Regions from separate parts of the Homo sapiens genome. Here region 1 is linked to region 2. The links are chromatin loops, found by intact Hi-C in ENCODE. Cell type or tissue: A673. All regions are shown on one strand. Each heading gives the region's core, and the rest is flanking DNA. Links, peaks and the distances in the headings are about the cores only.

Region 1 (5,384 bases), core at 290-5,289, 300 kb before region 2:
CAGATCAAGAATTTGGGCCGTTGCATCTGATTAGAAACTCTCTTCTTCCAGTGTGAGAACGTTGGATTGAAAGCGGCATAATATAAAAAGAGATGGTTGTCTGTCAGGGAGAGGTCAGATCTAAAAAAAAAAAAAAAGAAAAAAAAAGGAAGGGATGAAAAATTCTTTCTTTGTTGTTATGGGTTGAATTGTGTGAATTGTGTCCCTCCCAAAACCTAAAAACCGTAGACTTAAGTCCTAACCTCCAGTACCTCAGGGAGCGTTTGTATTTAAAGATAGGGGCCATTAAAGAGGTGGTTAAGGTAAAATGGGGCTGTTTGGGTGGGACTTCATCCAGTGTGAATGGTATCCTAACAAAAAGAGATGAGGACACAGACCCACGCAGAGGAATGACAGAGAGAAGGCTGCCATCTATGAGTCAAGGAGAGAGTCCTCAGAAGACACCAATCCTGCTGACACCTTGATCTTGGAATTTCAGTCTCCAGAATTGTGAGAAAATATATTTCTGCTGTTTAAGCCACCCATTCTGTGGTATTTTGCTATGGCAGCCCCAGCAAGCTAATACAGTAGTCCTATGCAGCTTATCTGCAGGATCAAGATATTGTTTTGAGCTTTAGCGCCTGTATGCATCTGTATATACGCTGTACATCTGTCTGTGTAAATACGCATGGATGGATGTCTAAATGGGTACTCTTCTGTTAACATTGTTTATCTCTGTGTGGTGGGATTATGGATGAAGTTTTAAAATTCTTTGTATTTTTCTGTTGTGTTTGAATTTTTCAAATGATTTGTATGTCTTATTTGTAGAAAGACCAAAAAAATCACTTTAAAAAGAAAAAAAAAAGGACCTCCTCTCAATAGTAACTTTTTTTGGCTTAAGTGTCCCCTTTTCTCCTCTGGGACAGATCTGAAATCTTAAACAAGCAGAAAACCTCCAGCCCAGAACAGCAGACACCAAAACAACTTTGTTGTGAACCAACATTTCTTGCTGCCTGGGCGCTTGTAGAAAAAGCCTTATTTGTTTGGTGGTATTCGTTATCAAAGTGCTGTTTATCAGGAAATCTGCTTTGTTCCTATTTTTCTTACATAGATAATATGAAAAAAACTCAGAAACTCTCCTTTTAAACTCAAAGTGCACAAGTAAGACTAGAATCCCATGTAAATGAACTCCTTACTGGTGTGCAAAATTAATGAAAGCTGCTACATTTAAGGATAGAGATCAGTAATAAGCCTTATTTCCACAAGAAAAAGTTTGGTCTTTTAAAAGCAATACTTGGAGTTGATTAAATCTGTTATTATTAATTAGATTTTCTCCTCTGTGATGAACAAAAAACAATTAAAGGCTTTGAGAGCTGTGAGAAAGACTTTAAAGACTATTTGACTCAAACTTTCCTCAGTGCACAACACTCCCCACCCTAACTTGACTGTAGGAGAAAAAACTGAGAACAAGACGGGGTGTGGCGACACCTCCACCATGACATAGCACCTCGGCCACTAACAGCTGCAGCAAATGCTTGGTTCATTAGGAAACGTTACCCGGCAGAATTCCAAAGGCCTCGGTCTAACAGTGAGGTGGTTCCATCACAAGGAGATTCTCAACCTTGGCTGCACATTCAAATCACTTGGGGGAGAGTTTTAAAAGTCCACATTCCTGCGCTACTATGTTGGAGACATAGATGGAACGGTCTGGCGAGGGGCCTGGGCATCAGCATTTTTAGAGCTCCTTGTAGGTGATTCCTATGCAACTCCAGGGTCAAGTGCCACTCCGGATGAACTACCTCATCTACACTGCTCTGCAACAGACAGCCTCAAACCCACCCCCAAACACACGCTGAGACTCTGATGTGGTCGCAGCAGCTGTGAAAGTGCTAAGTGCCTCTCACGTAGTCTCTGTATATAAGTATATACACGTAGTCTCTGTATATGAGTAAAGGAAAGGGTATTACCTGTAGGGGTCTTTCACCTGTCACCCTCGGAAGAAGCTGATGAGAAAGGCGCACAGGGCCTGGAAGGGTTTCCAACAATGTTCCCAGGCCTTCTTCTTTGCTTCCTCATTCCCTCCGGGCCTGGGTCCAGGCTGGGTAGGTTTGGCTGTGGGTCGGGTGGTGGGTTTGGCTTTTCCCAGCTCTTCCATCGAGTCCTTTCCCAGCTGTGTTGCTTCTGTGAGTTTCACTGTGGCCTTGGGCCTCAGAGATGGCGTCCCAGCCTCAGGCTGCTGGTTGGGCTCTGGGCTGCCCTTGAGGCTGGAAGTCACCTGCTGCATATGGGCCTGGGGTCCAGCCTCCCTGCACACGGATGGCCTAAGCACCGGGGCCCCCTGGCACGCATGGTGAAGGCGCCTCAGCTCCTGCAGGGCTTGATTCCAGTAAGGTTTGGGGTCAGCAGCGAAAGCCTGGCACATGCTGGGCTGCCCCCTGTACTCACACCAGTAGGTCTGGTCTGTGTTGCGGCAGTCGACACGAAGCCAGACTTCTCCAGCACCTTGCCCCAAGCTGCTGGGACGCATAGTGCAGGAATCTCTCCCTCCAGTCTGGAAATGGAATTCCTCCCCAGTGCTTCCTTGCTTTTGCCTCGGGGCCTGACCCAAAGTCCCCAGGCAGGACAAGGTCACCAGCAGGAGGCAGGGGACGAACTTCATGGCGATACTCCGATAAACTTGCTTGCAACTCTGCACCAGGAGAGAGAACACAAGTGGGACGAGTCACCCTTTAAAGGGTGCTGCACAAAAGACTCTTTCTCTGCAAGGGTGGGGAGGATGTTTTGCAGCAAATGAGAAACATGCCCACAGACCTTAGACACGTAACACTTGGCAAGGGCAGAGCAGCCACCAGGGGCCGCCCACCACAAGCAAAGGGAATGGTTTTCCTGAGTGCCTCAGAGAGATCTGCCCCAGCCCTGTCACGCACAAAGCGCCACACACAGCTTTGGGGCTGAGGGTTTTACAGTTTTCCAACCACAGGGTGCTTGCTCTAAAATTGGCCCTTGTACGGGAACAGCCTTCTTTGTCAACATTTGGTATATGCCAAGGTGTGGCAGTGGTATTCTGGAAAGTGAGGTTTGCAGCTGGGAGTCTGGGCTGCCTCGAGGCTCCCTCCTGCTCCCTGGAATCCCCATCTTGGGGGACCATGGGTTTAGTTAATCCAAAGGAAGCCAGAATTTTATGAGCCTAAGTGTTATGAGATGGCCTAGCAAATGCAAAAAAGACTATGTGAGGTTGTGTGAGGATGTGTGTGCCAGAGGGACACAGAGACACTCCCCCTCCCACCCACCGAGCTGAGAGTCACCTGGTGTGGCCTCTGTGGGGCTGTCCCGCCATCACCGTGGCCACAGGCCACAGTGCTGCAATGTTCACTTCCCTTGTTATTGCATGCCTTACAATTGCACCAACTGAATGATGACGAGGAAGGCATGCAAATATATGTTCACAGTGGGATTCAGTCTATTTTAGACCATGAATTCTATTTCAAATTCAATTGAAATAACACAGTTTTAATTATATCACAGGAAAATATGATTTTAAATATTATTATTATTGTTCTACAATAGAAAAAAAATAAATTGAAAATAACTTTTGATTCTGTGTCAAGAATCATAGTTTGGTATGGTCATAACTGTCTTTTGATGACCCTTCCAGAGGGCACTGTGGAGTGGACTAAAGGTGGCAATTTGCTGTTAGGAATAGGGTTGACGGATGTTGGGGGACTAGTTTGAATGTGAGGGATTTATCTTGGCGATCCCACGTAGGGTAGTTGGTACCTGGCACAGCCTTCCTTCCACCTGGATATCCTGAGTCCTGAGAAGACCTAGTAGGGCTGGAACTAAAGCCAGGCTGAGCTTCGGCAGCCACTGTGTGTGTAGCAGTGAGAGCCTTCCAGAAGAGGGCATCACCCCAGGTGGGGAGCAGAGGAAGCTTCCAAGAAGTGGTGCCAAACCTTCAAGACAAGTCAGTCAATTTGTCAGGTTGAGAAAGGGTAAAGGGCAGGTGTTTTTTTTGTTTGTTTGTTTGTTTGTTTGTTTTGGCCTCATTCTGTCACCTAGACCGGATTGCACTGGTGTAATTATAGCTCACTGTAGCCTCCAACTCCTGGGCTCAATTACTTCTCCTGCCTCAGCCTCTCAAGTAACTGGGACTACAGGCATGGGCTGCCACACCCAGCTAAATTTTAAATTTAAAATTTTTAGGGACAGGGTCTCACTCTGTTGTCCAGGCCGATCTCACACTCCAGGCCTCAAGCAATCCTCCTGCTTCCTTGTCCTCTGGAGTCACTGGAATTACAGATGTGAACCACCACAACCAGCTAAAGGTAGGTTTTTTTTTTTTTTCACACAGTCTTACTTTGCCACCCAGGCTGGAGTGCAGTGGCACAATCTTGGCTCACTGCAACCTCCACCTCCCAGGTTCAAGCAATTGTCCTGCCTCAGCCACCTGAGTAGTTGGGATTACAGGCGCCTACCACCATGCCAGGCTAATTTTTGTGTTTTTAGTAGAGATGGGGTTTCACGACGTTGGCCAGGCTGGCCTCAAACTCCTAACAAGTGATCCGCCCACTTCAGCCTCCCTAAGTGCTGAGATTACAGGCACGAGCCACTGCGCCTGGCCAAGGGCAGATTCTTAAGGCAGGATAATGCTTCCTGTAAAGGAGTGATCCTGGAGTGCAGGTTTATGGACTGCTGAAATGTCAAGGGCAAGGAGGCAGTGGTGAGAATCAGGCTGGAGAGGTGACTTAGGGTGGGGTCCGCAGCCCCCGTACCAATCCACAGGGCCAGTTCTAAGACAGAGGCTTGCCCTTTGTGTGCTTCCAACTCAGGAGCCCCTGGAGTAAACAGCACTCCAACCCAGGCTCCATGTCGTGGCCACAGGAAGGCAGGTGTTCAGCTCCAACCTCCTTTCCCCCACCCACCACAGTGTTGCAGGGAACAGCTTGCTAGACCCATCTAGACACCCTGAGGTTATGGCCAGCCCTTTTCAATGCCCTAGTGAGGCTGAGTTTACCCTGCAATGGGAACTTATCATAAGAGCTCTAATCACGCTCTTCCTCTTTTCGCTTTTGGGACAAGCCAAACCTCAAGACCTTTGCACTAGTGCCCACTGCCTGAAAATCTTTTCCTTGAACATCGCATGGCTGCCTTCTCCCTGCCACCTTCACAGAGGCCTTCCCTCGCTATACAATGTAAAAGAGCTCTTCTGTTCCTCTATCACTTCATCCTGCTTTAATCCTCTTGAAGGCAGTGATTTCTCTCTTTTTTTTTGAGACGGAGTTTTGCTCTGTCACCCAGGCTGGAGTGCAATGGCGTGAACTTGGCTCACTGCAACCTCCGCCTCCTGGGTTCAAGCAATTCTCCTGTCTCAGCCTCCCGAGTAGCTGGGACTATAGGCACATGCC
Region 2 (5,384 bases), core at 282-5,281:
TCTTCCACGATGCAGAGACAAAAGGCTGCCAATTCTGCAGCGTCCCCCTCACAACACCTCTATTTTCAGCCCTTCTTTCCTGTCTCAATGACAGGATTCCTGGATTTTTCCTAAGGCCAGTTCCCCTGCTTGTCTCTTGGCCCTGTCCTTTCCACCTCCCCTGGAGCCTTATTCATTTGGTGAAGTGTGACTCCTTAGAAATAAATATGTGATGGTCTCTGCACTTACTATTTTTTGGCAGGTAGGCTTTATTTTCCCAGTGTCTGTTATGCTGGGCTTAAGACTGGTGGGATTTTATGTAAGGCAGATGACATATATATATGTGTATATATATATATGTGTGTGTTTGTATATATATATGTGTGTGTATATATATATGTATATATATATACACACACACACACAATACTCTTCATTGCTATGTTTGGACTAGTGCAGCAGTCAGGATGACAGAAAGAAAAGCAGATGTACAAAAATGCAGAAAAATAAAGTGTGAAGTGTTTGTAGGTGGAGAGATAGAATTCTTTGCTATTTGTATTGAATCCTTAATATATTCTAGTGCAGAAAGCATGAAGCATGGCTACCGGAAGCACACGTGTCACACATCAAAGGGAAGCTGCAGAAAACAGCAGCGTTGGTGCAATTACTCTTTCTTATATTTCCCCTCCCCACACTGCTGGGCCCACTAATTTGATTATCTTTATTGTGGGATAATTTGTATACTTCCCCCCCTTCTTTTAGATGCACAGTTCGATAAGTTTCAAAATATATATATATATATTCACTTATGTAATTGCCAGCCCAATCAAGACATAAGTTTGATTCCATCACCCTAAAAAGTTACCTCATGCCCCTTTGCATTCAAAGTCCCCCATCTCCAATCTCAAGAAACCATAGATCTGCTTGCTCTTAATCTCTTAATATAGACTAGTTGTGCTTGTTCGAATGCAGAAAGCCACAATAGGGTTTTCTTTTTTTTTTTTTTTTTTTTTTTTTTTGAGACAGAGTCTCTCTCTGTCATCCAGGCTGGAGAGTGCAATGGTGCGATCTCAGCTCACTGCCACCTCTGCCTTCCGAGTTCAAGCGATTCCCCTGCCTCAGCCTCCTGAGTAATTGGGATTACAGGCGCCTGCCACCACGTCATGATGATTTTTGTATTTTCAGTAGAGATGGGTTTTCGCTATGTTGCCAGGCTGGTCTCGAACTCCTGACCTCAAGTGATCCACCCGCCTCAGCCTCCCAGAGTGCTGGGATTACAGGTGTGAGCTGCTGCGCCCAGGCGCCATATTAGTTTTGACTGTTTATATGAATAGTATCAGATAGTATACACTCTTTTGTGTCCGGACTCTTCAACAAAGCATTTTTGAGATTCATTCATGTTGTTATCAGTAATTTGTTCCTTTTTATTTCTGAGTGGTAGTCTATTTATAAATATACCACAATCTGTTTATCCAATCAAACCACACATTTGGGTTGTTTCCAATGGTTGGCTGTTATGAACAAAGCTACTATGGAGATTCATGTGCATATACATATGCTTTGATTTCTTCTGGGTATATACTGAATAGTGAGATGGTAAATATACATTTAACTTTATAAGAAATTGTCAGATGGTTTTTCACCAGCAATGTTGCTTCTTACCTTCATTAATACTAGATATTGCCAGTCTATTAAATTTTATCCATTCTAAACTATAAGTGCAGTTATATTTTATTTTGGTTTAAATTTGCATTGGTCTAAAGACTAAAGATGTTGCCTATCTTTTCATGAGTTTATTAGCCAATAAAGCATCCAAGTCTTTTGTCCATTTTTTACTGGATGTTTGTTTGTCTTCTTGTTATTGAGTTGGAAGAATTCTTTATATATTCTGAATACAAGTGTTTTCTCATATATATGGATTGTGAACATTTTCTCACAATCTGTGGCTTGTCTTTGCATTTTCTTAATAGTGCCTTTTAGAAAGGACAAGTTTTGATAAGGTCAAATCTATCAATTTTTCTTTTATGGTGTGTCCTTTCTATTCTATCTAAGAAATCTTTGCCTGTCCCCAAAGTTGTGAGGATTTTCTTTTGTGCTTTTTAATGTAAATTGTTTTCCGCCTTGTAGAAGCTTTGTAGTTATGGCTTTTTCACTTAGGTCTTACCCATTTTAAATGAATTTTAATGTGTGGTGTGAATTAAAAATTGAGTTTTTTTTTTTGCGTATGGATAGTTCGTTTTTTGCATATGGATAGTTAGTTTTTCAACACCATTTACTAAAAAGACTACTGTATTTCCATTTGTTTATTTTGGCATTTTCAGCAAAAATTAATGGGCCGTATATGTTTGCATATTTCTAAACTCTTCATTGTCTTGTCTTCCACTGATGTGTATGTCTCTCTTTGTATCTCTGTCATACTGTCTTAGTTACTGCAGCTTTCAAATAAGTTTCGAAATGAGGTAGTTTAAGTTCTTAAACTTTATTCTTTTTTTGTTTCAGAATAGTTTTGGCAATTCTATGTCATTTGGATTTGCAAATTATTGAATTAACTTGTCAATCTTTACCAAAAATACTTGCTGGAAATTTGATTGGGTAGAATTGACATCTTAATAATATTGAGTCTTCCAATCTATGAAAGTGACTCTCTATCAACTTAGCTCTTCCTTAATTTATCTCAGTTTTCTGTAAAAAAGTTCAAATTTGAATATGGACAATTCTGCATACACACACGCGCACACACACACACACACACACACACACACAGAGTTCAGGCCAGGCAAAACATGTTCATGCCCTGAATTTGTAGAATGCTACCTATGGCCTTAAATATTTCAGTTGCATTGGTATGTTTTTTTCTGCGTCAAAAATTTTGGCATTCTTTTCTAGATCACTAATTGCCAAATAAAATCCTGACCTTGAGAAAGACTTAATTGTAACTAATTGTTGGTATCTTTTAAAACTTCTTTTGGCTTAGAGGTGAGTTTTCATTTCCTTTATCTAAATATTAATGAAGAAAAGATGTCAAAGAGAATCCTAACCCCTCTAGCCATTAGTTCCATAATTTTTACTTAAAATAGAATGTGTGAATGTGTGGAGAAAAAAAGTCCTCTAAAGGACTTTAGAGTTATGCTGAAAAAGGACTAGAACTCTTTCTATTATTTTAGAATCTTTGTGAGGCTGACATTTGCTATTAAAGTAGCTTGTTACAGTTTCGTTATTTATAACCTTATAATGTCATTATTTGTTATTACATGCTGCCACCTAGTGAAATTCATAGGCTTGACGATAAAGAAGCAGGAGAGCTGTGCCTGGGATCTCAGATTTGTGCTTTTTGTTTCTGAATTTTGATAAGTATCGGGATTTTCCCAAATTATGTAGCACTTTAGGGTGAAAACACTGGTATAGGTAAGATTTCCTAGGAAAAGCTCTCTATAATATCTATATGTTTAGTCTTTTTTCCTTAGGAGAAAGTTACTTTGTTAGATTTTTGGAGGACCAAGATAAAATTCAAAGGGATATTATGTATTAAACATGTTTTAGCCGTACTTACACCTGCTTTGTTTTGAAAATTGTCATTTTCCCCAGATATGTGAAAGTTTAGGAAAAAGGGGAATTTTCTGGAAAAAAAAAGTCATCATTAGTTTGATTTTTTTTAAAGAAAGTTGCTCCTGCTCTACCAGGCTGCAATCTAATAAATATTTCCTATTATTCATGGCTTTTCCTGCCATTCCCCATCACCAAGCCTTCTTGTGCCTAATTCTGAGGATTTGTCTAATTTCTCAGTGAAGCACTTAGGATTTGAAATTCATAATATGTTAAAAACAAGATCACTTACTACAATTAGATAGATTCATAGCATTTCCCTTAGCTAGCCATGACCTCAAACATTAAAAACATGTACCTCCCTTACTTTATAGAAGAAACATACACCCAGACAGGCCAAGTAGATTTACCCGGTCTCCGAGCTTCTTCATGGCAGAGCTGAGCTTAGGCTGAAGTGTCTTGATAGCCATCGAATGTGCTAGATGCTGGGATGTGCTCCTTGTCCTCGGTGAGAGAGCGGGATAAGACTTACCTGGTGTGGAGAGGAGCTGCAGTATGGTAGGAGGAGCAGGATTAGCTGCTCAGAACAGGGCACTTCTGCTTAGCAGCATCTGCAGATGTCAGCAGCCCATGAAGAAGGGCTCATCAGCAAAGTCTTGGCTCCCCTGTCCCTGCCCAGCACATGCAGGGCAAGGAGAGACAAGACAGAGCTTACAGGGCATGCTTCTGCTTTCTCTCGCTGAGGGCTGGCCTAAGCAAAGGGGTCCTGAGCTTGCAGGCTGGCAGCCCAAGCCATGCTCACTGCCTCCAGGAAATGAGTTTTCTATGCAAGCCCTCCTCCCCAAAAAGTTGTGATAGCAATATTAAAAGTAGCATTATTATTGGCCTGGCGTGGTGGCTCACACCTGTAATCCTTTGGGAGGCCAAGGCGGGCAGATCACCTGAGGTCAGAGTTCAAGATGAGCCTGGCCAACATGGCCAAACCCCATTTCTACTAAAAATACAAAAAAAAAAAAAAAATTAGCCAGGGGTGGGGGCACACACCTGTAATCCCAGTTACTTGGGAGGCTGAGGCAGGAGACTTGTTTGAACTTGAGAGGTAAAGGTGGCAATGAGCAGAGATGGCACCACTGCACTCCAGCTTGGGTGACAGAGCCAGACTCCATGTCAAAAACCAAAAAAGTAGCATTATTATTAATATTAATTATCAATATTAGCTTGATACTACCTTTTTCATAGCAGCAAAAGCAATGTTAGGGATAAGAGAGTGACTATATAACAATAAAATAAAAACAGGAAGTTAAAATAGTCTGACCCCACCTGCGGCTAAGAACATCGTCTTTCAAAAAGCTGAAGTAAATACCTAAAGAATTTCATGGGTATATTCTTACTAAATATGGGAGAATTTATCATATGTTCTCAAAATTTGATAAAACAATTTGTTTAAGGATTTAGAAAATTTGAGCAATACAATAAGATGAACATAATAGAGCCCTGATCCCATTAGTTAGAAAATACACATATTACTGAATGACACACAAAAAAATCTGAGCCACAAAAAAGTTATATTACCTAAAAATTAATATGCTGTAGGCCCTGTTGTTTGACTGAAATGCAATTTAAACTAGCAATTGATACTAAAAACAATCCCCATAGTTTTGGAATTTAAAAAATTCATAGCTATCAATTAATAATGTATATCAAGAAGAAATTATAATAAAAATTACAAAATATTAAGAAGAGAATAACAACGAAACACTACATATAAAAGATAATGGGATTTAGCTATTGCAATACTTTAGATTTATGGCTTTAATACATTTATTAGACAAAAGAAGATATAAAATTACAAAAGAAATTAT

The links. Hi-C counts contacts between places; a loop is a spot of excess contacts. Peaks named below come from ENCODE experiments on the same cell type or tissue, not always from the same donor. Only the 100,000 strongest peaks of a DNase experiment are listed, where the experiment ranks them.
Region 1: it touches region 2 in a loop (10-fold over the local background); 11 of 110 quality-filtered maps call a loop at or near these places.

Annotation. Positions count from the first base shown.
Region 1 is chr4:15,960,492-15,965,875 of GRCh38, forward strand. FGFBP2 (fibroblast growth factor binding protein 2) reads right to left here and starts at 2,684. Exons shown (of 2, transcript NM_031950.4): 1 at 1,947-2,684; 2 at 1-120. The coding sequence starts at 2,638. The coding sequence ends at 1,967. RefSeq lists an enhancer at 2,714-3,555. In A673, for the core only: CTCF peaks have their summits at 2,820 (motif pointing right) and 3,854 (motif pointing right); a DNase peak (open chromatin) is centred at 2,840.
Region 2 is chr4:16,261,781-16,267,164 of GRCh38, forward strand. No RefSeq gene overlaps it. Among named protein-coding and RNA genes, the nearest start is that of TAPT1-AS1, 38 kb to the left of the region's middle. In A673, for the core only: a CTCF peak has its summit at 3,249 (motif pointing left); a DNase peak (open chromatin) is centred at 3,241.